2 separate regions of the Mus musculus genome follow, and region 2 is linked to region 1. The links are chromatin loops, found by intact Hi-C in ENCODE. Cell type or tissue: left cerebral cortex. All regions are shown on one strand. Links, peaks and the distances in the headings refer to the core of each region. The heading gives the core; the rest is flanking DNA.

Evidence for each region. A loop is a pair of places that touch in the nucleus more often than their neighbours do. Peaks named below come from ENCODE experiments on the same cell type or tissue, not always from the same donor. Only the 100,000 strongest peaks of a DNase experiment are listed, where the experiment ranks them.
Region 2: a loop joins it to region 1, with 4 times the contacts of the local background. A loop is called at or near these places in 3 of 42 quality-filtered maps.

The regions. Positions count from the first base shown.
Region 1 is chr5:36,831,419-36,847,241 of GRCm38, forward strand. No RefSeq gene overlaps it. Among named protein-coding and RNA genes, the nearest start is that of Man2b2, 8.7 kb to the left of the region's middle. In left cerebral cortex, for the core only: a CTCF peak has its summit at 4,700 (motif pointing right); DNase peaks (open chromatin) are centred at 4,723, 7,817, 10,470 and 11,732; H3K27ac peaks cover 2,026 bases.
Region 2 is chr5:36,884,810-36,900,632 of GRCm38, forward strand. The region is part of intron 1 of Ppp2r2c (protein phosphatase 2, regulatory subunit B, gamma); the gene reads left to right. Among named protein-coding and RNA genes, the nearest start is that of Ppp2r2cos, 16 kb to the left of the region's middle. In left cerebral cortex, for the core only: no CTCF peak of the experiment used is centred there; DNase peaks (open chromatin) are centred at 3,174, 3,770, 4,334, 6,168 and 6 more places; H3K4me3 peaks cover 242 bases; H3K27ac peaks cover 7,654 bases.

The DNA.
Region 1 (15,823 bases), core at 4,140-12,139:
GCTTTAGGACTCAGGTGGACTACATTTCCCAGCCTCCTTTGCATGACAAATGTTAGCCAATGGGATGTGGACCACCACAAGGGTTCTATGGATGGGACCTGGGTCCACTAGAAGAGCAACCAGCGCTGTCAACTGCTATGCCATCTCTCCAGCCCAATCATAGCTTCTTAAATTATGTGTGTTGTGACCACATATGTGGGGCTGCAAAAATTTTGGCAACGGTAAAGTTTTCGAATGTCTAGTAACACACTCAAACCTAAAGAATCGGAGGTATTTCTGGCGGTGCTCACTCATGGTACTTCAGATGATGTCACTGCCACCTTGGATCTGAACACATGGCACTAGCGCTTTGCACTGTGAAGGCTGACACTCTATGCAGCAAACACCACCCAGAACATTTTGGTTCAGATATGCTGTGAATTGCGTTGTTTTTCAGCAAATAGACAACATCTATGCTGTTACAGAAACAATGGTTTACTCTCAAAAACAAATATTTAATATTTTCCTTCCATAATTTCTCAACATATGAGCATCACATTAGTGTATGTTTGGATTGTCGTAAGCTAGAATGTTGTACCGTGTTTTATTTTTTGTGTGGTGTATGTACATGCTGTGTGCATGTGTGTGGAAGTCAGAGGTTGATGCTGAGTATCTTCCTATATCACGCTGTACCTTGTGTTTTGAAATACCATGTCTCACTGGACCTGGAGTTCTCTGATTGGCTAAGTTGACCAGACAGTCGCTCCAGGGGCCTCCTGTCTCTGCCTCCTGTGTTGGGGCTACAGATTCTCAACACGGTACCCAGCTTTTACATGGTTGCTGGGATCTGAGCTCAGTTCCTCGTTACTCATCTCTGGGAGCACCAACATGCTTCACTGCTTCCCCAGAGCACTGACGTCTGCTCTGGAGGTGAGAATATCCCCGAACTGAAGCAGGTGGTGAATTCTGACTTCAGGGATAGCTCAACAAATATGGAGGCCTAGGTACCCGAGGAATTAACTGCTGGACCTGAGATTGTCTCTTTTCTCTGCTACTCATGTGACATCAGGGGATAAATCTTGAAGGGACTCAAGACCTGGTCTTGAGCATGGTGGTGAGCATGACTCTGGTAGTCCTTGTCGTTCTCCCCATTCCCTCTGTCTTGCTAGAAACCATTAGATTACACTCCTAAAGCTAGCCCTCAAGGTCTATTCCCTTATTTGGCCACTTCCTCCTCCAGAGGCTGACTACCAAGGTCTAGCTATCTAAGTATTGAAGTCCAGCAATCAAAAGCCCCCTTTGGCTCACCTAATTAACATGCACAATTAAAATTAAACACTTCATCCTAACACAGGGTTTCCCCTTGTACCTCTATAAATGGCCATTTTCCTATGTGTCACATCTGTCTCCTCTCTATCCAGAGGCAGTCCTTTGTCCTCTGGGACAAATACCTGGCCCCCTTTCCCTTGTTCCCTTCCCCTCCTCCCCCCTCCTCTATCTCTTGTGTTTTTCTATTCTGTGCCCTCTGTCTCTCTGAGGCAAACACATCTCCTTGGTTCTGAGAACATGGTCTTGGGATCCTGAGGTGAAACTTTTCCTAATAGTTTTCACTTCCAGGAGCCCCCATTTCAAGGAAGGACAACAAAATCCAGTCTCATGGGATGCTGATGAGTGTCTGCTGCAGTTTCAAAGAGAAACGGCACCAAACAGCTCATGTATTGGAATATGTGGTACCCATTGCCATTGGTGCTGTTTGGGAAGGTTACGGAACCTTCAGGAGGGGAAGCCAGCCTTGCCGGGGGAAGTACATTATCCAGGGAGGACTGTGAGGTTTATAACCTGACCCGCTTCCTATTCTCTCTCTCTCTCTCTCTCTCTCTCTCTCTCTCTCTTTCTCTCTCTCTCTCTCTCTCTCTTCCCCCTCTCTGAATGTGTGTTTGTGTGTGTCTGTGAGTGTGTGTTTATGTGTGTGTGAGTGTGTGAGTGTATGTGTGCTTCATGAGTGTGGATGAAATGCGGCCGCTCTGTTTGATGCCAGGCCATCGTCATGCTCCTGTTGCCAAACCTCCCCAGCTATGATGGACACTCTCCTCTCTGGAACCATGAGCCAATCAAACACTTTCTTTTTCAAGTTGCTTTTTGTCATGTCACTTTATTCCAGCAACAGTGACGTACCTGGTATGAGTAAGAGAGGAAGGAAGAGTCTCCAAAGTTAAACAGGTCATTGCTGGCTTCAGGAGGCTGAGAAGGAGCCAAGGCCATGGTGAGTGACAGCCTTGAGGGTCTGGAAGGTGGGGAGACCCAGCTGCACAAGACCCCAATGGGAATGACCTACACATACCACTCTGGGATCTGGGACTGCAAAGAGCCAGCCTGCCTCCATCTTAGGCTTAAAAGCCATCTTATAGTAAAGACAAACTAGGCTCCTTCCTGTTTATGAATAAACCACCGTTTCTTTAGGATTGGGCTATGCCCTACCTGTAACCTTAACTACAAATGATTCTGTACTGCCTGTTACAGGAATGCTAATCATGCCTTCATTTCAAAAAGTTATTTATAATCATCTTGCAAACCTTTGTTTCAAAATGTTATGTGACCACCTATGACTACCTTGATATGAGCATGACTACCATGCTACGTCCACCTTGCAACCATGTCTTTGTCTCAGAAGGAATTGGCTGGCAATGCATGTGTTCTGCTCTCACAACCCCACCTATTGTGCCCACCAAATCCTGTATTTAGAAACCTCCTACTCCTGAGCTATAAAAGCCCCGTCTTCCTCACATCCAGTGCTGACCTCTCAACCTCACCTTAGGGTGAGGCAGCCCATGTACACAAATAAAAAAGCTTGCTTTATATGGAGCAGAGGATGGCCTAGTCGGTCATCATTGGGAAGAGAGGCCCCTTAGTCTTGCAAACTTTATATGCCCCAGTACAGGGGAACTGCCAGGGCCAAGAAGTAGGAGTGAGTGGGTAGGGGAGCAGGGTGGGGGGAGGGTATAGGTAATTTTCGGGATAGCATTTGAAATGTAAATAAAGAAAATATCTAATTTTTTAAAAAGCTTGCTTTAGTTAGTTGCTTGCTTGAATTAATTTGGCCGTGATGACTTGGGTTGGTGGTCTTTTTCCTCTCCTCTTTGGGATTAACAAGTCCACTAATTTCTGATTTCTGACACCCAGAACTATCAGGTAAGGAGTTTTTGCACGACGGGAGCCTACTTTGTCACCTTTTCAAAGCACGCAGGTTTGCAGTGCTACCATAGTGTGTTTCTCCCAGCATCTGCCTAGGATCTTATCTTGTGAGATGTGCAAGTTACAGCTGTCGGGGTGGGTCAAACACCTCTGGTCCAGGTCCTGCTATGTGGCACATCCTTGGTGAGAATGCACAGCAGCCTCAAGGCTGAAGGCCACACATTCTAGTCCCAGTTAGCTGGAGGGCACACAGGGCCTCCTGTTGTCCCCTTAGAATTCATGTGACCACACCTGCCATCCCACTAGTTTCTACTATGATTCTACTTGGCACCCTTCCAGAGAGTTTACATTTACGCTTATGATCTCCTTTGTACAACTTTCTTTGTGAGATGAGAGAGATGCAAGTGATTTTGTATTTCTTTCTGTGGATGTGAGATGTTTCTCCACCACTGGTTAGAAAGACAAACCTTTGGTACATGGAGTGAACCCCTACTGCAGACACAGAGACCCCTGCCTTCTGGACAGATCCTTCCTGTGGTGTCATGAGCATGCCCATTAGTCTTCTCTGCATTTTGTAATACTGAGTCTGCTAGGAGTTTTATTACATTGAGGCCCAGCCTTGGTCTTATGGCAAGAATACTTTATATAGATGAGGTAAGTTTCCCAAACTGTTCCTTGTGAACACCCATAATTTGCTGGCTCATCCACTAGAGGTGGAGAGAGCAAGGAGCTATTTTTGCTTATTAGAGGGGCAGCAGTGTTGTAGCTATGTACAAAGAGCCACAGTTTTAGAGAGGCTTGCTGACTCTTAGGGACCTGAGGAGAAATAGGGAGGAGGGAGATGGGACAGGCAAAGAAAGCATTTCAGGGTCACCATAGTGATCCATGTACTTGAAGGATTTCATAGTTTTGCTTCTGTTGCTGTGATAAAGATATTAGACACAAAGCCACTTAAAGAAAATGGGTTTAGCCAAGCAACAGGGGCTCACAGTTAAGGGTGGAGAGTGAATGCATGCATTCATGCATGCTTGCTGGCTGGCTTGCTTGCTTGTGCTCTGCTCCATTTTTCTACTCTTATACATCTCAAGACCCCTTGCCTAGGGAATGGTGCCACCCATAGTGGGTCTTCCATCTCAATTAATTTAATTAAGACAATCTCTGCAGAGTGATTCCATGCAGATGATTCCTCCCTGGGACTCTTTCCAGATGATTATAAGTTGTGCTGAGTCAACAATTAAAGCTGGCCATCATAGAGAACCAATGAGGAGGTCCTCATTGGTCCTCTGGTGGGGACAACGGGGATAAGGCTTTGTCCAATTTGTAAACGCAAGTTTGGTTTGCACAAGAGCCTCTCCACAAAGATCTCTGATGAACTTGAGCATTTGGGTGCCTTTAGACGTCTTTATGCTTGTTCCTAGCACCATTGTCTGTTTCTCTTTCTCCACCATCCCTCTCTTTCCCTTTTCTACTTTTAGCTTGTTCTTCAATTTTGAACAGTCCATGTAACAGCCTGTTCTCTGCATGCCACCAGAGGGCGCTGCGACCTAGACAGTCGCTGTTCTTGGTGCTGAAATCTTGGCCACTCGTGGAGAGCCTTAGAAATCCATCAGCACTTGAGGCCTTCATCCTTTTCTCTCCCTTTGAAAACACATGCTTAAGCACAATAGATATACAATCTTACATTATCAAGCATCTCCGACTTTTGAACTACAGAGGTATGAAGGGACACTGAAATGCTTAGTGACAGGCACCTTGGGAGTTTTGGCTGGAACCTGCATTCACCAGCTCTGTAGCTCTAGACTAGTTACAGTATTACTCTGAGTCTTGATTTTATAATCTGTAAGGTGGGCCCCCTTACTTTTTTGTTTTTCATTATGTGTGTGGGTCTGTATGCAAGTATGTGCATTCGGATGCTGGGCAACTGGTCTTCCAGAAGATCAGCTTGTGCTCTTAACCTCTGAGCCATCTCTCCAGCTCCAAGATAACCACTTTTAAGCCATTCTTGTGACCCTCACTGAGGGGGTGTAGCATGGGGTAATCACTCTGTTCAGTCATTTATGGTCCTGTGACCATGGCTGGTGTGTACTGAGCATGTCCTTTGTGTTAAGAGTCTTTCAGGGATATTCTCTCATGTGTGTGACATCAGGAGAGGTGATGCCTGCTAATCCTGTCACCTCTGACCTCCCACTGACTGTAAGTGAAGTAGGACCACTCTCTTGATCTCTGCTTCTGCATGGATAGGCCTAGCAGGATTTGCAAAGGTGGGGCTGCACAGCTCTGACTACTGTGGCCTGTGAACTTACCTGATGCTAAGTCAGCAACAGCAGCTATCATCTTCCACAGGGACCTAATTTTTTAGCCACCAGCTGAATCTGTGCTGCTGAGACTCCAGTCTCTACCCCTTTAGTCTTCTGAGACAACCTCTAACTATTGTGTTCTGCAGTGGTCAGCAGTGGCTGTGTGTCCAGTCACTTGGATTTGACTTCTTTACCTTATTGGATATGGTGATCTCCAGATGGAAACACGCCAGGAATCGTTGTGTTCTGCTGCAGTAGAAGAAACTTGGGCTCTCAAGATTGAGTTAACTGTTGCAGCAGCCCTGGCTGGCCCACAATAGAAAGTTCAGTTTCCACCAGAGAAACCAGGAGCATGAGGTGCAGAGCCTGGTCTGGAATCATCGAGTGAGCATTCACCTGGGAAGAGATTCAGGGCCCCCGTCCTCCCCACAGCCTCTCTTACGAATGCTTGCTCTCTGCTCTCATAAAAAGATAGGCCCAGGTTAAAGAATCCTGCCTGACTTTGTGAAGGTTTGGGACAGTGATTTTTCTTTTTAAAAATGGGTTAATTTTTACTTTATACTGGCTTTTTGCCTGCTGATGTGTCTGTGTGAGGGTGTCAGGTCCCCTGGAACTGGAATTGCAGATAATTGTGAGTTACCTTGCGGGTGCTGGGAATGGAACCCAGCTCCTCTATGAGAACAGCCAGTGCTCTTAACAACTGAACCATCTCTCCAGCTACTGTGCAGTAATTGTTTTAATTTAAATTTTATTGCATTATGGTGAAAAAAGATACATGATTTCAATTTATCTGAATTTGTTAACATTTAAAAACATATATTGAGTAAATAGACTTACATCACATTCTTCTTTCCCTTTTGTTCCCCAACTCCTCCCAGAGATCCCCTTTAAATACCTGCCATACCTTTTGTTTTTATCATATTCTTTAAAATTTATAAAATATTACAACAATAAAAATGAGCATTATAAAAGTTGTTTGATATAAAACAATCAATTGAACTGTCTTATGTAGATGCTTGTCTACAGCAATACTGAAAATACATACATTTTTCTCAATATAAATTTTAAATAACTCAAAATATATTAACTGTATGATATTTTGAGATAATATATCACTATTAGGTTTTTAATGAACATAAATAGATAAAGTCTTTTTGTTTGTTTTGTTTTTAGTAGAGCTTAAAATCTTGGCTCTTACTATGGTACAAACACAAAATAAGAACAGTTTTTGGACATTGGAGTTCATTGTAATAAGGCTCTACTGTTATTTTTCTTAATTGTATTTACATAGTTTTGTGTGTGTGTGTGTGTCTGCGTGTGTGTGTCTGTGTGTGTTCATGCACACACCCCAATATGCAGGTGGAGGTCAGAAGACAACTTGCTGCAGTCTGTTCTCTCCTTCCACCATGTGAGTGCCAGGAATCAAACTCAGGCCATCGGGCTTAGTGACAAGCACTTTACCCACCGAGCCATTTCATTAGCTCTGGGCAGTGATTTTTTAAACCATACTTTTAGTAATTCTTTGAGAATTTATACAATTAATTTTAACCATGTTTGCCTCCCCCAACTCCTCCCATAGCCACCCTCTCTGCCTTCCCCTCCCTATGCATCTAATGTTGAGCAAGCTCAAGCCAGATGGAAGTCCCAGTGTGGAGTATTGCTAGGAAGGTGAGCATGAAATCCCACCACTGGCTGAGGAGTCATTGGCGTTTATTTGATTGTTTCTGGGAGAGGGAGAGTCAGTTTTCTTTAATAACAAGACTCTGGGCAGGTCTGCCAAATGCCTTGATAGAGCTTTCTTAAATGACTTGTCAACAACCTCTCTAGAGACGGGGGACCACTACAGAAGGCAATGTGCCTGATGCTTTACCATCTATATTCTTTGATTGCCATGTTTGCCATGGTGCAAGTTGGCCCTGAAGGCCCATGTGGGGAGAGTCTCAAGTGAGATATTGCTTCTATCATTTTGGTTGGTGGGAGATTTTCTTGCTAATTGATGTGGGGAGAGTCTAGCCCGAGTCAGGGGATCCATCTTTAGGTAGATGGTATTATGCTGTATAGGATAAATATCTGGCCAATACAGAGGCAGAGAGCCAGTGAACAGCATTCCTCCATGGTGTTGGTTCAAACTCCTGCCATGAATTTCTGCCCTGGCATCCTTTGGTGATGAACTATGACCTGTAAGTCAAACAAGCCCTCTCCTATCCAAGCTGGGCTTTTTTCTTCCTCCACAGTGTCTTGTCATAGCAACAGAAAGAAAACTAGGACAGACAGCATGCGCCTGGCAGTGCGATTTCTTAGAGCTGAGGTCTGGGGTGTTACTCACACCTGAAGAGACAGACAGATGGATGGTAGGCTGGGCTGGGAGCCAAACTGGGCTGGGTCCCATCCCTGGCAGGGATAGAAGCCTGACTCTGAGATGCAGTCAGCTCATCTACAAGTGGGGTATCTGTCTCCACTTGGAAGGGATGCTGAGGGCTAGAAGAGACTCAATAGGGATTTGTGATGTGCTCTGCTTTCTGACAAGACATCCTTGTAATTATCCTCTTCACAGACCACAGAGTCAAGAGACACTCCCAGGTCCTGGGTTCTTGAGGACAGAGCTCTGGATGGTGTGTGTGTGTGGGGGGGGGGTGCTGGGACCAGGAGGTAACTGGCAACACACTAGGGAGTTAAAGGGTTACCTGCCAGAGCAATGTCCCCAGTACTGATATACTACAGATTGTGTCCTCTAAAGGTGCATTGTCATAGTCCTGAATCCCCAGGCCTCAGGGCTTTGAACTTGTTTTGAAGTGAGTCACTGAAGGTGTGATTAGTAAAGATGAGGTCGTGAAAGTAAGCCAGGGCCAGAGACCTTAGATAAAGAGTCACAGAGAAGGGCCGCTCGACCACAGCGCTAGACAGCTGTGCTGCAGATGCAGACCAGAGTGTGCTGAGGATTGCTCTCACATGCCGGAAAGGCCCAGAGCAAAACAGGCTCCACCCTGCAGATGTGAGAGACGTAGTTCAACCCGTTCACTGTTTTCCAATATAAAGACATAGTCACAAGTACCCACTCCTCCATAACAGGCAGCAGGTTAATACGTGTTAGCTTAGAGTGGCCCCAGCCAGGTTTCTTGGCACAATCCACTTTGTTTCTCACACCTTAGAGGCACCCCTGTGACTTCCCTAGCAGCACTGACTTTACTCATAGCCAGCAATCAGGGATGAGTTCTGCTGTGGATCTCAGGTTATGCCTGAGAAAACCTACCAGAGGAGCCACGTCACGCCCCGAGCCATGCCAAGTTGTTCAGTTAAGGTCACATCCACTCCGCCCCCGAGTGCAGGGTCTTTGCAGATCAACAGTGCAGGCCCCCTCCAGCCTGACTGAATGCTACCCATAACACTTTGTCACTTCCTTCTAGAGGTGTCCCTGAGCAATGCAACCTGCATGTCACCCTGCTGTGGTTAAACAGTGTCACCCCCAAATGGTGCTGCACCGCCTCACTCCTAACACCCACAAGTGAGTCATACTTTAGGCTTAAGATCTTTGTAGACGTGGTCAGGTATTTCCAGCCTTTATGCTACTTTTTGAGACAAGGTCTCACTAAGTTGTCTAGTCAAGCCTTGAACTTTCGATCCTCCTGCCTCTTGAAACAGTTGAGATTGTAGGCCTGGCCCACCATGATGGCTGGTAAATGTGTCTGTTTTTCTTTAGTAAAGATTGATTTTAATCTCTTATTTATGTGTCTGTGTGTCATATGAGTATATACCACAGGTATGCAGTGTTAAGGCCTTGATAGAATATTAAGGCCTAGGTAAAATGTTACCTGGCTAGCCTGCCATTATAAGGACACTTTCTCACATGTTTCTGCAGTTACTAGGAAACTTCCTAATGCCAAGTTGATTACATATTCTGTTATGCTTTGTGCCCTTGGAAACTGATCAAGATAGCAATCCCACAGTAAGCTTGAACCTGAACCAACCACCCAGCAGCACTTCCTGCATCTGTGTATAAGCTTTTAGCATATTTGCTTTTATAAGTTGCCCCTGGGAGCTTATAAACATACGAGATATAAGAAACTATTTAAAATAAGACTTCCATTTTGAGTAATGGTTGAGTAAAGTTTAAGTTCCCAAGACCTCCTTGGGAACTGACATCCTACTTGGCAGAAAGAGGCATGTATGTGAGTAACTGACATCCTGGTTGTCAAGTTAAAACATGGATATTAGACAAGGCGTGTCCCCTGCCACAGTTGAATACCCCAACCATTGGGAGCAGGATAAGTGTACAACAAAGACACGTTCCTAAGGAAATCCCCCTACTCCTAAATCCTGATTGGTGGAAAAACTTGGCACAGATGTTTATAGATCTTAGGCTTGAAAAGCTCTGTATGATCTTAACTCGGGGTCACGGTTCAGTTCTTGAATCTGGACTGTGGCTCTGGTAGGTCAGTCTTGGGGCGTATGCCCAACAAACTGGCCTTGTCTGACTGAGATTGGTGAGGGTTTAGGTTTATGAGGTGGTTCCTGGACCCCAACATGCAGTTAGTTCCTGAATAGGCCAGAAGAAAGCGCCACTGTGCTTGGAACTGGTATTCCATGCAAGTGGTTGTGAGTTGCCTGCTGTGGGTGCTGGGAACTGAACTCCAGTCTTTGGCAAAAAAACAGCAAGTGCTCTTAACTGCTGAGTTCTCTCTCCAGCCTGCAATAAATACTGCTTTAATTAGATAAAATACCAAACCTTCCACTTGGTTCATTCAGCAGATGAAATTAAACCTCTTACCATCATAGGTTCAGAGAATCGAGAAGATTAATTGCAGGATATTTTCCACCTGCTACTTAGATAGATAGGACAAGAATAATTCCGTTATAACAGGCTTTGCATTTCCTGAAAAGACAGAAAAGAAATGTGAAAAGCAGGAAAAGGAGGGTTTTCCTTACATAAAGTAAACCCAGGGCTTGTTCATGTGGCTGCTTTTATATTTCTAAGCTGCCTGGTCTGAGAGGCCTGTTTTCCACACCCCATCTGTATTTGAATATTTTTAGCATGTCTCAGAACCAGTGTTGATTTAATTTACTGTCACCAGGGATTTGTGAAATATTTTCCTTAGTTGTTTTTTTTTTAACCAAGGCAATTCATTCCAGAGGCTAGTGGGTGGTACCTTCAGGGAGGGGGCTTCCTATATGGGACATGACCCCAAGTCAAAGTAGGAAGAAAGGGGTTGGAATGCCCTCCTGGCCTTCCTACCTGCCCTAACATCCACTCCAGGGCTCCCAAGGGGTACTCTGTATTCCTCTTGTCTGAAGCTGCATCACAGACAGAATGCAGCTGGGAACCCTGGTATGGCAGGATTCCCTGAGAAGTGGGTTCTGTCTGGTCCACCCTCAGGTCTGACCTCTCTTTATGTTCATGCATGAAAGACATATCCTTTTCAGCCTTCAGGAAGGGTGTTAGCGTTCTGTCTAAGCTCTGCCCCACAGGCAACAGCCAGGTATGCCTGACTCAGTATAAAAGGAGCTGCTTGTCCCCTGCTCTCTCTCTCTTGCTCTCACTCCATCCTCTAGTCCCTTTCCCTCTCTCCCTATTCCCCCCCTCTTCACGTGCTCATGGCCAGCCTCTACTCTTCTACTCTCTCTTTCTCTCTGCCTTTCTCTGTCTTTACTACCCTCTCAACTCCCCTCCCCATGCCCTGAATAAACTCTATTCTATACTATATCATACTGTGGCTGGTCCCTCAGGGGGAAGGTATACCTCAGCGTGGGCCCACAGAGGCACCCCCTCACCCCACACCTGACTGCACATCCATCAAACATATTCCTTCTCTTTTATAAAACACAACAAAGAAAGTGCCTATCTGGGTCTAGCCGCCTGGATCTAGCTGCTCTACTCAGCTTCTCTGTTGAGGCCAGTAGCCAGCCTACTTGCAGATACAGACTCATCTCTCAAGAGATGGCCCTCTGTTCACTCCCTCCCCTTCCCCCCTTCCAGGCTTCAGGCCTGTGATAGCTGGTTTTTAATTGTTCAAGTTGCCATAGCCTAGAATCACCAGGAAAGAGACTCTCAATGAATTGTCTAGATCTGGTTGGCTGGTGGGCATGTCTGTGATGGATTGTCTTGATTGTTAACAGTTATGGGAAGACCCAGCCCACTGGGGGTGGCACCATTCCCTTAACTTGGTGATCTAGACTATGTAAGAGAGGAGGAAACTAGCTGTTCAAAAACAAGCAAGAGAGTATTCATTTCTCTCTGCTCTGGACTGTGGGTGTGAGGTGCCTAGCTGACGTTCCTGCCTTGACAAGTTCCTGCCCAACAAGGAACTGCAACTTGAAACTGTGAGCTAAATAAACCCTTCCTTCCCTAACTTTATTTTTGGAGGGTGGTGGTGATGGGCATGGTGTTTTTATCATAGGGACAGAGACGAAAGTAGGACAGGTTCTTCTGTGCCTCAGTTTAGAGCCCACATAACCTTTTCTAAGTCTTAACAATGGCTCTTCACAGGTAAAACCACAGACTCCTAGCCACCCGTTATTCTTCATAGCTAGTATGGTGGTTTGAATGAGAATGGCCTTCAAAGGAGCATATATATTTCAGTTGGCAGAAATGTTTTGGAAGGATTAGGAGGCGTGGCCTTGTTGGAGGAAGTATGTCATTTTGGGTGAGGTTTCAAAAGCCCACACCAGACTGAGTCTCTGTCTGTCTGTCTGTCTGTGCCTCCTGCTTGGATCAGGTGTAAGCTCGCTCTCAGTTGCTGCTCCAGTGCTGTGCCTGCCTACTGCCGTGACGGTCATGGACTCACCCTCTGACACTGTAGGCAAGCCACGAAATACTTTCATTTATAAGGTGCCTTGGTCATGGAGTCTCTTCTCAGCCATAGCTGTACAATATAAAACAATGAGACAGTCCCCAGCCATGAGGTGCCTCGACTCCCCAGGGAGGACACTGCTTGGTTTACCCTTGAGCATCTGTGTCTTCAGTAGCAGCCCTTGAATAAATTCACTGTGCCCGTTTCCTAGGCCCACCCTCTTAGCATTCTTGATTCTGAATTTCTCTGTTCATCAGGAGATTGCTGGTCCACTTTGTGCCAGTCCCTGTGCTGAGTTCTGGAGCCTCAAACACTCATCTTTACAGCCACCAGTCATGGCTTGATGAGGTCTGGATCCCGCGTGTCTTCCACTCTAGAGCCCAACATCTCCCAAGGCTCAGGTGCATCAAGAGGCCAAAGCACTGACCAGCGCATGACTCTTCAGTGTCCCATACCACCAGGGCCTTGACTCTCCCACTCTAGAGTAGGCCAGCTTTCCTCCCGGGGATGATCACAGCATTTCGTCTCCACTGTGGATCTGTAGTATGTAGGCCAGTGCCAGCAATATCTGGGAAGGGACACATGACCGAGTGTCACAGGGTTAATGGCAGGAGCACACATGTGCCCTAAGTGCTCAGGGGTAGGAGCTCTTGATTCCTAAGCCAAACCCGAGGACAGGGCTGGATCACTCTTGGCAGGGGTGGGGTCTTTGTAAGCCTTGGTAGAGGAAGAGATGAGACTTGGCCACGCTGGTGTTCCTGATACAGATGGGGCTCATGTGCTTGTGTACCTCTTGCCCATCCACTGTGTCACTTTCAGAGAAGCTCCCAGGCCCCATGGTAATTACTTTCTCTGTTCCCAGGACCAGCCAATTACATTTTATGGCAGCCCCTGGGCAGACAAGGCACAGAGGCCCAAGCCCAGCATTCTGGGCCCTGTGCAAAAAGAGGCGCAGAGTCTGAGCGTTTGTCAGAAAATAGCATCTGGACCGCTGAATAATTTATAGCTCACTATCCCAGCTTTAAAAAGCCTCCTTCGCAACGACTATTCCTCCTCCAGAGTTGCATAGACAAGTCCTGCTCATCTGGGAGCAGCAGGGAAGAGCACTGCCGTCTTCTCTATTGACGTCTGCCCCCAACACGCAGGGATGTGCGTGCGTGCCTGTGGTTGACTGTGGTTAATGTGGCCATTTTGCCAGCATCAGCTTTTGTCACCATTAAACCCAGCTCCCCCAGGGCCCCGCAGAATTAGAGATGATTTCCTAAATTAGAGCAATTTATCCTGTGTCTGGGATTCTGAAACTTTCACCCTGGGGTGTCCTGAGAATGTGTGCTGTGCAGGCCCTTAGGCTATTTGTCATTGGTGGGCGGGCGCAGAGGCTTGCTTCCAGCACACCTTTTCAGAGGCTGAAACACACCTCGTCTTAGCTGGAGTTTCTACAGCTGTGATGAGACACCACAACCATGCCCAACTTGAGGGGAGAAAGGGCTTCGTGTGCTCACAGCTCCATATCATAGTCCACCATTAAAGGAAGTCAGAGCAGGATTCAAAAAGAGCAGGAACCTGGAGGCAGGAACTGATGCAGAGGCCATGGATGGGTACTGTTTATCAGCTTGCTCTGCCTGCTTTCTTGTAGCATCCAGGACCACCAGCCCAGCGGTGGCGCTACTCATCACAGAGGTGAGCTGGGCCTCCCACATCAATCATCAGTCAAGAAAAGGAAGGCATCCCGGGCCTGCACATGGGCTGATCTGATGGAGGAAATAGCTCAATTGGGGTTCCTTCTTCCAAATTGACTGGAACTTATGTCAAGTGGACATAAGTCTAGCCAGCACACACTCCCCTTCTTCCTGGTCACGTGTTTGGGAGACTGTAGCCTCTAGGAAGATGGTGGGTGTTCCTTCTAGGGGGAGGGGGGCCAGGTGGGGTCCTATGGGGGCAGAATCCCTTCCAAATGATGCTGTTTAAGTCCACAGCCCTGGATAGATGAAGTGCACAGGTCTAGATGACTGTCTTCCTGTCTCCCCTCTGTCCTGTTGAAGACTCTCCACAAAACACCCTGTCATCCCAGCTTCTGAATCCCAGTCTGGAGATGCAGTGAGGGGATCCTCAAGTTTTCACCTCAGAAGCTCACATCCTGTGGGGGAGGAGGCAGCTTCCTGTGTGTCGTGGTTTGAAGTACTGTGAAGGAGAAGAAGGCTGGTGGTGGCTCATGCTTGAGGTGGGGATTACAGTGATGGGGAGCCTTCAGGTATCTGGGTGTGGTGCTGACTTTAAGGGACAATTTTTAGGCTACACAAAGGAGCAGCAGTGCCTAGGAGCTGAGTGAAGCGTTACTTTGAGCATGTCTGTTCGTGGATCCAGAGCAGGTTAGCACATGCATGAGTCTGCTAGATGGACTGGGGGAGAGCTGTAGGAGTCTGGGAAGGTGCCACCTAATGCCTCAGGAAACCCAGCTGGGACAAAGTTAGCTCACAGCAAATAGGGAGGAGCTTTCCACGCAGAAGCGAGGTGTGTGTGGAGGCCTTCAGCTGTGAGTGGGCTGGTCACATTAGAATCATGAAGACCAAGGGAAGGACAATAGAGAGGATGGGGGAGGGGCCTGAGGTTAGAGGGGATGGGCTTCTGCAAGGAGGCTGGGTATTTTTATGTCAACTTGACACAAGCTAAAGTCATCTGAGAAGAGTGAACCCCAATTAAGAAAGTTGACCAAGAGCCAGAGGCTAGATAGCCCAGGGACCTAGGGTAAGACAAAATATTACTGGTCTTTTAACAAAGGAATTAACTATAAAATGACTCCTAAAGACATTCTGCTATACTCATAGATCAGTGCCTTGCTCAGCCATCATCAGAGAAGCTTCCTCCTGCAGCAGATTTGGAACAAATCCAGAGACCACAGCTAGACATCACTCAGGAGTGTGAGACCTTGGAACACTCAGTCCGAAGGGCAGTGTCTCCATCAGGTCCCTCCCCTCAGAGCACAGGGAACCCTGCAGAAGAGAAAGAAGGCAGCAAGAGTGTAAGAGCCAGGGGTGATGGAGGATACCAAGAAAACAAGGGCCTCCAAATCAACTGAGCAAAACTCATATGAACTTTCTTTTTTCTTTCTTTGGTTTTTCGAGACAGGGTTTCTCTGTGTAGCCCTGGTTGTCCTGGAACTCACTCTGTAGACCAGGCTGGCCTCGAACTTAGAAATCTGCCTACCTCTGCCTCTGGAGTGCTGGGATTAAAGGCATGCGCCACCATGCCCAGCCCAGGTCTCTGATTCTTGTGCCTTCTCATGGGCTCTTTTCCTTTTGTTGGTTTGTCTTGTCCAACTTCAGTGCGATGATTTTTGCTTTGTCTTGTTATATTTTATTTTGTTATATTTTATTATTATTTCTTAGAAGCCTGTTCTTTTCTAATAAGAGAGAAAAAAAAGAGTTGATCCAGACAGGAGGGGAGGTAGGGAAGAACTGGGAGGAGTATAGGGAGGGGAAACTGTAATCAGGATGTTATGTGAGAAAAGAAAAATCTACTTTCAATAAAAGCAACGAATAATAACAATCCAGGGAGAGAGAGAGAGAGACA
Region 2 (15,823 bases), core at 2,765-10,764, 52 kb after region 1:
GCAGAGGAGGGTGGTGTAGTTGTTACTTTTGGCTGTGACTAAGTATCTGAGAAAAGCAACTTAAGCAAGGGTTTATTTGGGCTTACAGTTAGAGGTTGTAGAGAGGCGGCTGGTCAAGTGGTGTGTAAGGTCTGGAAGTGGAGAGAGAAGAATGCTGGAACTCAGCTCAATTTCTCCTCTCGCTTTAGTGTGGGATGGGACCACCCACATTCAGGGCGGAGTTGTGTCCCCCCCCCCCCCCCCCAGTCTGCTAGACCTCTGTGGAATACACAGCCACATGCAAGAATGCTTCCCTGGTGATTTGGAATCCTATCAGTTTGACCAGATTTAACTGTCACTGATGGAGACAGCCTCTCCCCTGCCTTTGAAGCCCTCTTATCCAGCTTTTGCTGTCTTAGATTAATTGCTGCTGAGCATTGTGGGCTATGCTGAGCATCATGGGAAGGTCTGTTGGCCTGCATCCCAGGCTATCTTGATGTTGCCACTCTAGGAATTTCGAGTCTTTTTAAAAGTGTTGGGTGTTCTTTATGAGGGCTTGAATAAAATTGAACATCATGTTGCCTGCCAAGCTAAACTTCACTGGCCACAAGATCTTGTTCTGGGTATATTTCTGGGTAGGCCTTTTTAACAACTACTGTAGGAGTTACCTAGAGAACCTAGCTGCGCACCTCTCAAGGTTTCTCTGCTTGATCAAAAAAGGATCAACTCTTAGTTCTGCTACGTGGGCCCTGTGGTTCATGCTCACTTTGTCTTCTGAGGTGGGGCTGGGGCTGTGCCCTTGGTGAATTAGGGTGTAACTAACTTGCCCATACACAGAGGAGCTAATTTGTCTTTGTAGCAAATTAGTTAAGAGTAACCGTGAGCAAAGCTGTCCCGTTTCACAATCTCTGTTGCAGAAAACCAGGCCTATGGTGTGGGCAGAACTTGGTAAGCCCTGTGGGAGCTATGGGGTGGCTTGACTGACACTCAGAGGCCTGAGGGAGGCTTTGCTGCACACACCTGTCTCCCTTCAAGAGCTGCCAGTTTTAGGACTGTGTGACGCCATTTAGTGAGGCAGGCAGCAAGCACTTTAGTTTTCTTCCCGGTTCTGGGGTTGAGCAAGGTGAGGCTGAGCCAGTCTTCTCTCTGAAGCACTTGTTCTCAGTCTTCCTAATGCTGCGACCCTTCAATACATTCCTTACATTGTGACCCTCAATCATCTACTTACTTTGTTGCTACTTCATAACTATCATTTTGCTACTGTGATGACTCATAATGTACATATCTGATATGCAGGACATTTGATATTTCAACTCCTGGGGGTTGAAACTCACAGGTTGAGAACCGCTGTTCTGAAGGGTACCTGCTGTGCCTCTCTATAATGGTGGTGGTAGTAATGATGGTGTCCGTAAGGCCAGGATCCCATCTCTTGCATGTATCTTTAGGGGAGGTTGGATTCCTAAGGCGGTAGCTGGCTTTTCCAGGTCAAGGCTACAGGGCCTTCCCTGACTTTCTCAGAAGTCATGTGCTTCCCTGTCATTTACCTGGAGCAAGATGCAGGTTAGCCCTGGTTGGAGGGCGCTATACTTGAGGCATGGGGTAGAGGCCAGCTTGTGTGCAAGAACAAGAACAGGTGGGCTCAGAGATGGAGCTAACGACTCTTGGTGCCTGCAGTCTGCCCCCAGATGGCCTGGGTGGTGCTTAGCCCTGCCTGACCTTGGACAGGTTCCTGCTGCACACATTCATCTTCCTGCCCAGGCAGAAGAAGTGCAGACCTTCCCCTCCCCATCCCTGTTCAAGGAAACTGACAACATCCCTTACTCTTTAAAATGCAGAACAAGGCAGGTGAGTGGAGGGTAGACTTGGCAGGAGGCAGCCTGAGTCCTGTGGCTGTTTCAGATACACAAACCCCCCCCCCCCCCGTACCCCCTCCACCCCTTGCATGCCTGTTTGGTAGTCCTCAGACAAAAGTGATCAAGGTGAGACTGTCCTGGCCTTGCGAGGCTAGGGTGGCCTTGTGTGGGAGAATGCAGAATGGGAACAGGTGAGCGGGCTGGCCTTTCTGCCTGGCTGTGTTGGTGCCAGGAAGGACACGCTGACCTTCCCAGCAGCAAGCCTGTCAGCATCTTAGAGGCAGCTTTATTGGACACTGCTCCAACCCTTGTGGGCCCGGGGCTGGCATAGTGCACTAGGTTCCTTCCAAGGAGCTGCAGGAGCCATTCCCTGCTCTGTGGACCTGCCCTGGTCTCTCCAAGCCAAGAGGGGAAGCTGGGACAGGCTTGCATGGGACTAGTTCCTGGTCTTAACGCCAGGCTCTCTGCTTGTCCCGCTACCCACACTTGTCCCTGATGTTTGTGCATCATGCATGACGGTGCATCTGGGAGGCTCTCAGGCCACTCTGGGGTTTCCCCTAATCAGTGTTCCGGGCCAGCGCACATGTGACCTGTCTTGGCCACTCCCAGCATCCCCATATCATCTTTGGGTCTAAAATCAGTGACTAGAATGTCCTTTTGGGGTCCCTCCAAGATCACACAGAGATTACGTGCTGATGATAAGAGAATTTTCACTCCACACTGGTCATTTTGGTGGGTGGTGGGACTATGGCAGAGGGCCACACTTACTCCAGCCATGCTCTGCAGCATGTCTAGGCAAGAAAGCCTCTGTGTTACCCGCCTCCCCCTGCAGCCAGCCGGGGTGCAGCTGCGGGGAGTGCAGCTGTGCAGAGGGTCCGGAGCAACAGTGTTCTCAGGTGGCCAGCCACCCTCCAAAGCATGGACTCCAGTCAGTAGCTCATCTGCCCTAATACACATATCTCAGCTCCTCCCCAGGGGAGGTGGCAAACTCAGACAGGAACTGGTGACATCAGGATAGCATCCATAGAGTCCCAACAATCCAGTATAGCCCTTCAGAGCTCTAGGGGAGGGGAGAGGAAGGAAGGGGAGGGGGCTGGTCCACCCCATGCTTTTCCTTTGTCCTCCCGCCTCCCTGGCCACTCCAACCTGGGAGACTGGGGATTAATTATGTGTTGTCTCTGTAAGCAGGAGGCTATAAAAACCTATCTGCAGGCCAGCACCTTCTGCTTCAGCCTGACTTGGCCAGATTTATCACCCCAGCCTCCTCCAGGCTGCTCAGAGCGGCCAAGGAGACCCTGCCTGCTGCCACCCCCACCGAAACAGAAGGAATTACACAGACGTGCAAGCCACAGAAGGGAATGAGTATACCATGGCACCGTGTCCCTTGGAATTGGTTCCTATAAAAAGGTGGCATTATCTGGCATGGGGGTTGTCTAGGGGTGAACAGAAAGACTTTTTAGGAGCAGTGTCTGAGGCTCAGCCATTACGGATAGGGCATGGGTTTGTCCTGATGATATGCAGAGTAGTAAGAGCACATTACACATCAGGGGCTTTGAAGGGAGGAGGTCACAGATATAATGGACAAGGTCTGTGTCCTGAAAAGTTACCAAGCACACTGGCTGGGTGAGTGGTCAGCTCTGGCTCAGTGGTGAGAGGCTCCCACAGTCTAAGCTGCCCAGGCTAGGGGGTGGGAAGTCCCAGTCAGGTCAGGTCAGGGTTTCCTAAAAGAGGATCTAGGTCTGCTGTGGTAAAGCAGGAGACTGGTGTTAGGTTAGAGAAAAAGAGCAGGGAGACCAGCTCCAAGAGAGTCCCAAAGTCACCATGCCTTTTAGATGAGGGAGGGACATAGGATTTGGGTGAGGAGCCTGGCATCATGGTAACAGGCTGGCAGGGCCTGGACTCCAGATGCTGCCCGCCACCAAGTGCAGAACTGTCATTTCCAAGGAAAGAAACAGGAGGAGGGGAGTCCCTAGCTCAGAAATGGATTGGCCTCCTACCTCCGAGGCTCTAGGTGGCCTCCTTGTGTGTGGGTCATGCTGGTCACAGGCTTTTGCGGAGGGGGAGGTGTCTCCTCCCTCTATTATTTGCTTGGCAGATCTAGTGGTTCTGCTGGCCATGGAAGGCCGGAATCCCCTACGCTGACCTGCTGGGTGTATCATCTGGCGCTTCCTTCTAGCCCTCGGCTAGCTTTGTCAGTGAGGCTGAGCCACAGCGTTGTGTCTTTGCAACTCAGATGAAGAATGAGGTAGACACTTAATGCTAAGTGGAGTGAGATCCTGTGTTTGGGTTAAAACTGGAAATGCCGAGGAAGGGGTGGGGGGCAGAAACCAGTGTCTTGTGTGTCCACGAGGAATTGGTTTTGGATGCTGGCCAGATCCTAATCCTATAGACATCCACTATGGATGCTCAAACTCCCACCCACAAGATAAGAGCTGATGATTCCATTTGGGTTCAGGTATGGCTCAGGGCTGCACAGCCCATGGCGGTAGTGGAAGGACTCTAAGAGGCTCACTCTGATTGACTGCTCCACAGATGGGATTCCTACCGCATCCAGCAGCTCCCCGTGCCAATTTTGTTACTTCTGGATGCCTCCGTTCCCAAAGCTATCTAGGACAGGCGACGATGGAATAAAAGAGAATTAGGCGACGACGAAATAAAAGAGAATTAGGGGATCCTGGGAATGCACGTCTGGCTTGTGGAGAGTTGAGGGAAGCCTTGAAGAGAAGTCCCTGGTCTCAAGGCTGTGGGCAGCGCTCCTTCCATCCTCTCTTGCCCTAGTGAGTCACAGCCTCCTCTGGGAGCCTGTGGTGGGTTTCACCCACTGGTGGGTTTCAGCAGGCTCTCTGCTTTCTCTGTGTTTCCTGTGGTGCTCCTGGCCTTGGTGGGTCACTGCATGCCTCCTGAGTGGGTTGGAGTGGTTGGATTAGAGGGAACTGTAGAGACCCCATACTCTCTCTGCACATAGCCTTTCCTGCCGAAGGGAAAGGGAGGCTGGTGTGTGTGGCTTCTCACCAGAGTCTTCCTGAGAGCCCAGCCTGAGCTCAGTGCATGTGGCTTGCCCTTGGCACTCTGTTTAGTGAACAAGTGTCAGAACACTTGGGCTGTGGCCTGGCCCCAGGTCATGTGACCTCTTAGTCCCTTAATCTTAATGTTCAGTAAGTGACTTTTGAATCCTAGTGTGTGTGTGGAGGACATTCCCAGAAAATGGATGGGGGGGGGGCTTTGCACAAAAATCTCAGTAAATACTTTCTGTAAAAAAAAAAATGTTGTAAAAAAATGTTTCTGAAAAAAAGAAGTAATACAGAAAAACAAATGTTTCTGTGGTAACCATGGTTTTCTTCCTCAGTAACCCGGCAGGCCTGGGAAAGCCTTCAGACAGGTAGGCAGGGTGGCTCATGTCTGCAGTCCCAGTACTTGGGAGGCTGAGGCAGGAGGATTGGCATGAGTTCCAAGTTACCATGGATTATAGAGTTGAGGAATTGTTTATTTAAAAAAAGAAGGGAGGGGCTAGAGAGCTCAGTGGTTAGGAGCATTGACTGCTCTGCCAGAGAACCCTGGCTCAATTCTCAGCACACACATGGTAGCTCACAACTGTCTGTAATTCTAGTTCCAGAGGATCAGGTATCCTCACACAGACATACATGTAGGCCAAACACCAAATGTATATAAAAATTAAAAAAAAAATATATATATATATATTTAAAATGGGGGAAAAAAGAAAAAGAAAGAAAGGAATGAGTGAAGGTATGGAAGAAGGAGAAGCCAGGCCCTCTTCCAGGGTGTGTCTGAGTGTCAGGGGCTCTCTGCACGGCACTACAGGACAGTTGGGAAGTTGCATCTCTGCTCTTTCTACCAGTGAGGAGCCTGTGACTCTGAGCTGCAGGCATGTAGCACTTCAATTATTGGGCCTGATGTTAGATACCTAAGTCTCTGAGAGATTGGTCAAGGTTGCACTGCTTCTTGGAAGGAGGCTCTGCAAATAGGCCTTGCTGGCCCTCATGAGGCCTCTCCCCAGAGAAAGGTGGGGATCCCTGGTGTGGTGATCAATGTCCTGTTTTCCATTAAATTGTTAAGGAAACAGTCCCCCTCATCTATAAGGTGGGGAGAAATAAAGGTTAGGCCTCTCTGCGGCCTTATGCCACCCCCTTAGGAAGCCTTTGGGAGCTGAGTTGTGTGGGGACTCAAGTACCTATGATTGGGTCGGGGCGGGGGCTCAGTCTCCGCAGTGTCCCGGGTGAGCTCTGCCTCCTTCCCTTCTCTTTCTCCTGGCACCTCCTCGCCTTCTTCCCAGGCAGGGAAGAATAGCAGCCACTGCTGCGGGGTTATTTCAAGGGGATCCCCATGGAAACGGGGAGTGGGCGGCTCCTCTCAGCCACAGATAGGGAATTGGTTGTAGTGACAGCTTGTCCAACCAGAGTGTGCAAAGGACCTGCTTTGACAGTGGGGTCTGCAGAGGCTGAGGGAGGGTGCTCCCTACATTGTGCTGTATCACCTAGGCTTCCCTGGCTCCTCAGGCACCCCCAAAGTCGAGCTGCACCTGCCAATCTCTTCTTTCTTCAGCCACGCTTAAACTGGGGCTTTTGCCTAGAACTCTGTATTTTTTTTAAAGATTTATTTATTTTATGTAAGTACACTGTAGCTGTCTTCAGACACTCCAGAAGAGGAGATCTCATGAGCCACCATGTGGGTGCTGGGATTTGAACTCAGGACCTTCAGAAGAGCAGTCAGTGCTCTTAACTGCTGAACCATCTCTCCCGCCCCCTAGAGCTCTGTATTTTGAGCCTTTGTTCCTCTCGGGATCTCTTCCTCACCATGGACTAGATAATTCCCAGAACCCCTTCATCTCTCTCACCATTTCTAGCAGCAGTGTTAGTTTTAGCTCCTGGAAAGCTTTGCCCCAGGAAAGTTCTGCAGAAACAATGTGAGCCTCACTTATTCCAGTTGGCGCCTCCTCTGCCTGGCTACACTGTTGTCTGTCTCCTCAATCCTGGGTGGACAGCACAGGTGAAAAAGTCTAGGAGGCAGGGAAGCCACTCAGGAAGTGATAGACACAGGGGAGTGCCCAACAGGTGGAGCCTATATAGTGGGACCCTTCTATTCCTTTATGAACGGTAGGCTTCTGAGCTCTGGGTGTCTCTGCTGCTTCTGCTGGACCTGAGAGACAAATGGTGTTCTTTCAAAAGTTGAAGGGACTTTAGGGTTGAGAGAGGTACCAGTTTATGCCTGGAAAAAGGCTGAGCTAGAATGTAAGCTGAGAGCTTGGCTTCAGCCCAGTGTCTCTGAGGGTTCACTGCCCACTACTGTGGTCTAGCGGCTGGGCCACCTTGGGGTAGGAGCTGAGGAAGAGGGCCTGGAACATTTCTAAGCCAGTGACATCTGGTGTCGGGAATCTGTGAGGGGGAGTGTGGGTAGGGTGTGGTGAGAATGCTGGAGGAGAGCCTCTGACTTCTGGTGTCTCAGGATTTTAACTCATATGTATTAGATGTTTCCTGAGGACCAGGCAGTGCTCTGGGTGCTTGGTTTTAAACTTCAGTGTGCTCTAAGGATAGATAACCATTGTTACTGACTTCTACAGGCAAGAAAAACAAAGCACAGAGAGCGTCAGTGATCTGTCTGGTGGCACTTAGCCAGCAGAACTGAACCAGTGCCCAGAAGTACATGAGACACTGGCCCTCGGGCTCCTTAGAGAGGAGGCACTATAGGCATCTAAAACTATGAGACATAGATTGAGGCCATATAGATCAGGGCCCAGAAATCCTTCTGCCTCTGGTTCTGGGGCCTGATGGATGAAAGGCTGAGAGACACAATGACTCTGTCTGATGCAATGAGGTTTTTTTTAGACCACTCTGAGGATTTGATTAGCAGGTAGCGGACTGAAACCCGTTTGACATGGTGTCCTTAGTTTGTGGCCTCCCTCGTGTTTCTGGTTGGAGGAATTGGGTGCATGGTTGCTAATACATGTATACAAGTGCCTCCAGCAGATCCTGTCTTACCCACGACTATCTGGAACATTCCTAGCTATTGCAGAGAGATGGTCAGGAGTCCCCCTTGAGAGGCATAGAGAGGGGTTTGGGATGCACCGGATCCCAATAGTAATGGAGGTGAAGGTGTTCCCAGAAGTAGCCTGTTAGGACTGCTTCTTTGTTTAGGGCATAGTTCCCATCTAAGCTGGTACCCAGGGAGAATCCATGCACACCGTGGAAGATAGGCAAGATAGACCTGCAGGGTGTATGTGTGTGTGCTGGGAGAGGGCATAGCTCTGCCTTCTTTGCATACAGCTTCCTCCATTGTAAAGAAGTGAGGAGCAGAGGTCATCTTTGCAGATTTCAAAATGCAGAAGTCTTGTCCTTGGCATAGCAGGGTATAGGAAAGTGTGTGTGTGTGTGTGTGTGTGTGTGTGTGTGTGTGTGTGTTTGTGTGTGTGATAATTCTCCCAAACTTCAGAAGCCTAGCATCTGGGCCTGGGTAGGTCTCCTGAGAGTACTGGGGGAAGCTATGTCATCTCCTTAAATGTCAGTCTTTCTGTCTTTGTAACCAAGGGAGTCAAAAGCTCAGATGCTCTGGGTGAGACTTGGTAGGGCATGGCTACACAGGTGGAAGGAAGGGTCTCTTCCCACACACCCTGCTGTCTTCTGTGGAGACTGCCTCTGACTTGGGGACCTGCTCACTTTTCTTATCGGGTCTTTGGACCAGCCTGGAGTCCCAGGCCTTGTCATTGGGAGAAGGCTACAAGCAGTTAAGTGCGTGACCAGGATGAGTTGCTATGCTTGCCGCCTCAGCGGCGTGGGCTGGGTGAAGCTGCACCAAGAGCCATCTGTTTGAAGCCCGTAGACCAGATGGTCTGGTAGGACTCCTGGGGGCAGGGTGGGGAGGGAAGACATTTGCCAAAACACCCAGCATCTTCTAGAGCCTCATCACAGCCCATACTTAAACAGACCAGGAACAGAAAGCCTAGAGTGGCTCAACGACTGGTGACGGTCACACAGCCTGGGGGTGGCAGAGGTGGCACTGGAACACGGGGCTTCTTGGAACCTGGGCTCCTGTGGTTCCAGCTGAGGGCTGTGATCTCAGGCTCCGTGTCTTTGGGCCTTGTCTGGAAGTCTAGACTGTACCCTGCTTTATTATGGTCAGACAGACAGTCTGGGTCCCTACAGCCCTGTATGTATCCTAAAGTACCCTTTGCTCTTTAAAAAAAAATGCACAAAACTCTCCTGATAAAGTTGGGGGAAGGGAGAAGTCGATGCAACATCAGAGAAGAGGCAGGTTGTCGGGAAGGCAGGCGAGAGCCTTGTGATGATGGGGTTCAGGGGAGTGAGGAGAGAAAGGAAAGTGGGGGGAAGAGAACAGAGGGAAGAGAGGTTTCATGAAGTTAGAAACTGGGGAACTCTGCTTTCTAGGACACTGGGGGGTGGGGGAAAAGGGTCAAGTCCATTGTGTGGCATAGAGCAGGTTGTGAGCTCTTGGACCCTGGATCTCCTCAGCCGTGAGGAGAGACCACAGGCACCTCTCTTGGGTGGCTCCTTCAGAAAGCATGCAGAGCACAGCCTCCTGGAAGCTGCAGTGGCTCCACACGGAGCTAGAGAGCACAGACTCCGGAGGCAGGGAACCCGCACTCCAAGCTCCATGGCTCAGCCTAGCCATGTGGCCACAGGGAGTCGCCTGACGTTTCTGGGCCCACTTTTATTTCTCTGTGGTTAGCAGAATTGTGCCTCCGTGCTAGGCCTGCTGGGAAAGTAACAGGATTAATTCACAGGAAGCCACGTAGCAGTGAGCTTCTCCTGGTGCCTTGGTAGTCACCAGAGTTATCGTCATTGTCATCGTCCTCTCCCTCCTCCATCGTCATCGTCACTATCTCCTCCTGCTTTGTGTACACAGTAGGGCCTTGGACTAAGCTGAGCTGCCGAGCCCATGGTCTTCTGGGGTTCATAGACTGGTGGCCCCTGGGCTGGAGCAGTTGACTGAGGACAGATCCCCTTCCCTGTGGATTCCACCATTTCCAAATAGGCTGTTGGGAAGCTAGTCTGTCCTCTGTTTAGAGTAGGCAAAAAGATGCCCCCCAGCCCTAAGGAGGAGGGCTGTCTGTAGCCTGGGGGTGGGGAGACCTTCTGCTAGGGGCAGATGGCGGGAGCATAGGCCAGGTGCTGGAAACCTGTGCAGGAGGTGGCATGTGAGACACAGTCTGTTAGCCTCCTTGAAGTGCAGGGTCCCCAAGCTACTGGTAGTCTCTGAGTCACATCAGAATGTGGCAGGCGTGGCTGGGTGGTTTGAGGACCGTGTGACCACAGCCGGCTGGTACCCTGGCCCTCTGCCTTCTCCCCTCACTTCTTCTTTCCTCTCCTATCCTTATTTTGTCCTGTCCTCCCCTGCCCTGTGTTCTGTTCTCTCTTCTCTTCTAGACTCTGGCTCAAACTGGATTTGTTCTAGTCTGTCCAGTAGTCAGCTACATCCTTTGTAGCCTCTGGTACACAGAGGTACACAGGCAGGAAGAGAGCTTTGGTAGGTAGAGTGCTGCCACCACCAGACATTTGATTCTGATGCCAGGAGTACCAGGAGGATTTGTAGCCGTGTCATGGATGGAGACTGGGTAGTTCCTGCCCAAGCATATAAGTGAGCAGAATAAGCTTTGCATGGGCATAGCTGTCACCAGCCTCTCTCCTTCCACCGATCTGTGTGTGTGTGTGTGTGTGTGTGTGTGTGTGTGTGTGTGTGTATGTATGTATTTATATCCCCCTTGATACTCATTGGGGCAGTATTTAGTGAAAAGAGGAAAGAGGCTTGAGGTGCAGAATGGAGATGGCAGAGTCCTGGGCATACTGAGAAAAAGGTGACAGGGGACCCATCAGCCAGATGGCACAACAGGGAGGGTCACAGCATGAGCAGAGGTGAAGGTAAAATAGTAAGTGTTCAAATATAAGTGTGAAAAAATGATGTCTATGCAAATATGAGCATGCAAATATAAGTGTGCGATATGACGAGTGTATAAATATGATGAACATGCAAATATGATGAGCATGCAGATATGATAAGCGTGCAGATATGGTACATGTGCAAATGTGATAAGGCGAGGCTGCAATCACAGTGGAGTGGTGTGGGCTACATACAGAGCAGGCAGAGGGCCTCAGATCCCTGCAGTGGGAATCAGGGGGTGGGAGGGGTGGAGTCTGCCAGGGCTTTGAGCTGAGAAGCAAGAGATGGGCGTTAGGTGGGAAAGTCTCTGTTTGCAGTGTAGGGAAGGACTCAAAGGGAGGAAATGGGTCATGGCTACAGCTGATGTCATCAGCCGCTGCGAAGATCCCCCTGGGGTCCCATTAATGCTTTCTCCTCCAGAGCCTGTACCAGTCATGCCGTAGGGCTGACCTTGGGCTGCGGGAGCTCATGCTGCTTGTGTACTTGACAACCAGGAATCTTGGGAGTTCATATCTTCTGGTTGGCTGCCAGAAACAGTGGTTATGCAGCCCAGGTCCCAGGCTCCTGGCTGGGTTGCTCTGAGATGCTCACACAGAGCTAAACCCAGGTCATCCTTCCTGCGATATGCTGCTGCTACGCTGCTTGGCTGTCTTCTGGCTCTGGCCCCACTTTCCCACAGCCCTTTTAGTCCATAGTCTGCTCCAGGGGGCTCAGCCCAGATGCTGGGAGAGATATGGTCAGGTCTAGGAATAAAGACAGTTGAGCACAGGTCTAGGAGAATGAGGCAGAAAGGAGGGAATGTGAGGCCCAGCTTGGGCATCAGCACCATGGACAGCCCCAGGATCATCTCACCTGGGTGGTGTTCTCCCCACAAGGTTACAGAACTAGCTATATCCAGTCTACCCTATTACTGAGAGATCCTGAACTGTGCTGGGGGTGGGGGCTGCGGTCTCCCTGAGTGAGCCTCTGCTGAGCCCCCACATCCATCCTACAAATTATTGGCCATTAGGAACATGAGTTTTCACTTTCTTTCCCTTCCATGCCCTGACAGGGTAAAAACTTTCTGGGATGCTCATGGAACATCTGCTCACCTGTCGTGTCCTGCATCTTGTTTTATGAGTCCCAGGAATACACAGGTCTTTTAGTCTATTATGAGTGTTTCAACAGTACCTTAGGCTGGGAAATGACAAGGAGAGGGGCTTATTTTCTCATAGTTTGGGAGACTGGGAAGTCTGGGATTGAAAGCCAGTGCCTGAAGAGGAGTCATGTGTTGTACCATCTCCCAGTTGAAGGCAAAAGCACTTAGAGTGTGATTCAGCAAGAGAGGACAAGCTTTAACAGCAAGCTTATTCTTGGAACCTCAGCCCCGTAGTGACATTAGTCCATTCCTGAGGGCTGAGCTCTTTGGCCAGTCACCTCCCACCTCTGTTGCTCAGGAGAATAAGTTTCCCCTGGGCAAACTTTAAAGACACATTTAAACCATAGCAGGCCCAGGGCATCCTCATTGAGCCTGCTGTTGGGGGAAGGCAGTTTCAATGGACAAGGCGATGGTGGGAAAGTGGAGCATGGAAACTTGGAAGACCTGGGAAGCAAGCAGAGGAGCAGGAGAACACCGGTATGTCTCCTGGAAACTGGCCTTGAGCTGGGCTTCAGAGGTTCGTATTCTTGCACATGGGAACAGTGGTGAAGAGTGGTGGGTGGATGGGTGAAACGTAAGGACATGAGATGGTGGCTTCTGTGCAGAAGTTTGCAAAGGAAGCTCCAGGAGCCTCGCTCACGCCCTTTGGACTTCATCCTGAGGGCACAACCTCCTCTTGGGACTGGAGAATTAACTCAGCTGATAGAGTGCTTGTATCCCATGTGGGAGGCCCTGAGCCAGACCCTCCGCACTGCATAAACTGGGCATAATGGAGCACCCTGTAATCCCAGAAGTTGGGAGGTGGAGGCAGGAGGATAAGAAGTTCAAGGTCATCTTTGGCTAGACTGGGATACAAGAAGCTCTATTTTGGAAATTTAAAAATAATACCAACCAGAATATGATGTCACATTTTCAGGTTAGGAAGATCTCTCCAGACATAGGAGTGAGTCAAGGTGTCCCGGAGGTAGGAGGGCAATAGGACTCATGGGCCTTCTGAGATAGGGGAGTAGAGCTGCCCCAGGGCCTGTCCCTGAGCTGGTGACTAAAGTCCCTCACCAGCCCAGTTCACTTTCCCCTAGGTCAGAAGAGCATCAGAGGATGGTCCCTCCGCCTTGCCTTTCTGGGATGGATATGAGCTATTGAGCCATGCTGAGGTTAGACTTCTAATTTATTTTAATCTGTGACTTATTTAAAGCATTAGGAACTAAAATCATCACCATCTGAATGTAGTGCCACGAGTCAGTGCCCACTACTAGCGGCAAAGCTGGCCAATTCTATGGGCGCACACACCCTGTGTTGATGATAACTACAATTCTTTATCTTCATGTGCTGCAGAGTGGAGTAATTAGTCATTTCTGCTGATCTTAGCAGAGCAGCGCCAGCGGGGTCAGGCGGAGCACGTTCTCTGGGCTGCATTTGCCATTCCTTAAAACTGCCTCTTCTGCCTGCGTCTCAAAGGGAGAGATGCCATGCTTTTGTATTCTGGCCTTTTCTAGAAATGGGCAAGGCAAAACAGCAACAGGTGGCATTTTCTTGGGCTCTTTCCACATCCCTGGAGCTGCGTGCGGTCCTAGAAGGAGAAGATCCATTGTCTACATGGAATCTGTGCTGCATGTTGGGACCCACCTGAGCTCACACTAGCTTCTGTTCTGTGCCCTCACCTCCTCAATTACTCCTAAACACTAGCCAGCCAGGGCCCACCTGTATACCGTGCATACATTAGTCACCTTCTCATTTCTTGACACGCAGCCCTCTCTAATTAAAGGAAATGAGGGTACAAATAGAAGTGGCAAAAGATAATTCATATCCTCTCCCCGTCTCCCTCTCTCTAATCAGGTGCAGGCTTTCTGCAGTCTGCAAGCTATCGACCTGGGGGCCATGGTACTGACTAAGATTGGCTGAGAGCCCTGGAAGCCTACACCATGTTTCACTACACAGGGACAAAAGCACAGGAGTCCTTTAGAAATCTGGCCCAGTTTATAAAAACCTGTTTAATTCCCAATAAGGAAAGGAGGTGGTAATTAAAGAGTTTCATCTGGAGGGGAGGGAAGGTTGCTGGATGGAAGGGGCTGCAGGGAAGGAAGCTGAGCGAGGGTTGCCTTCTGTGGTGAACATTTCTCCTGACTGCTGTGAGACACGGACATGCAGAGGAGGACGGTCTGATCCAACCCAACCTTCACGTGGTACTGAGTGCACCCACCATCTACCAATCACGTGACCAGGCTGCTTTGCCATGTTTGGCCTTGCAGGGTCATGTGGGATGGCAGAAGGCAGTTGGCAGGCATGAGGACAGGGTCGGGTGAGGGGAGCCAGGCATGAGGATAAGGAGAGAAACCTGACCTGTGGAACGCCCTTTGTTTTGGGTCCCCAGAACCTTGGAGGCATTACAGACAAAGCAGGTTATGTCAGCGAACAAAAGCACAAAGTAGCGTGAGGCTGAGCAGTCCAGGTCACCTTGTCTGAGGTCATGGAGAGTGGGCTACAGCCCACTGGCCTCTGTCACTCATGCTGCCTCGAGTAGGGAGGCTAGAGAAGAAAAGAGCCATGCTGTATGAGAGCCACTTGGAGCACTCGTCAGCATCACACCGGGAAATGTCCAAGGTGCCCAGACCTTCTACATCTCCATTCCGTCACTAGGGAGGCAGGGAAACAGAAAGGCTATGACAGCCATGGCCTCTGATGAATTCGTTTGGCCGACAGACCAACCTAAAATTGATGGGAGGCGATTTGTGGTCTCTGTTCCTCTCAGGAGTGTGAACTGTATGTTTAAATGCTTGATCACTATCCCAGACCTCCTGGGGCTGACGAATCCAGTGGGTGGTCATGCACACTGTATTAGCACACCCCCCCAATCTGGAACGTTATCTGCTCTGAAAAGCTGAGCCTAGGACTCAGCTCCCTGGACTCCCTGTGATACTGAGCCCTGGCAGTTCCTCTACTCGCCCTGCAGGGAGCTGGAAGGTTTGGTAGCTTCATACCAGCCTTGCCCAGTTCTGTACAGCGGTTGGTGCAGAAGAGCAGAGGCACCAGCCTTGTTGTGGCCTGGGTGAGAACTGGTTGTCCATGGAGACCTTTTGTGAGGTGAGAGACACTACTCCTTTGGAGCACCCTCTTCCTGGGTTTCCCTGGGGACACTTCCCTCATTAATCAGCCACACTCTGGTCCTTGTCTTCAGGCCAGTTATGGACGTTTCTGCAAAAAATTTGTTCCCCAAGATCTCAGGCCTGCTTTTGAACACTTGTTCCCGATTCCCCATGAACCTCTTCCTGGCCTCTAGCTGAGGCCCCAGGGAAGACAGGTGAGAGAGTGGCCAAGTCCCAATTAACCAGGCAGTTGAGTACCTAGCCCTGGGCTCCTTAGCTTCTTCTGACTTTTCATTTAGTACTTTACTCTCAGATGTAGGGTTCTGCTAGCAGGAGTTTGAACTTGGCACACTTGAGCTTCTGTGTGGTGGCTGTGTTCAGTATATGCCAGTGGGGTAGGTAGGTCTGTGGTTGGTAATATAGTCAGCAGGGCAGGGGATTTTTATATGTTGGAGACCAGTGGGTGTTGAGGTTCAGAGCCCCGCCCATGGTCATGGTGTCCTGTTCTTGTCACATGCCTTCCTCTAGGCTCCGTGCCCATGCCAGGCAGTACTGATCCTTGGGCTTGTAAGCAGCCACCTCATCTGACCCCTAAGTACATTTCCCCAAGGCTGTGCTTCTTAAAGCGGTGAGAGCCATGGGAACCTCCCCAGCCCTCCTCCTCTGCCCTGCTTTATACTTAATCTGTAAAATCGTTATTTGTGGAAAGCAGGAGCTGGCTGCTCCCAGAGTTGGCTTGATTTCTCTAAGTAAGCATATCAACCCATCAGCTCCGAACGAGCTGGCAGCAGGCCACTATTGTCCCTGCCTGCCTGGGGCCAGGCTGCCTCTTTTGAGGGTCAGCACAACCCAGAGGGACATCT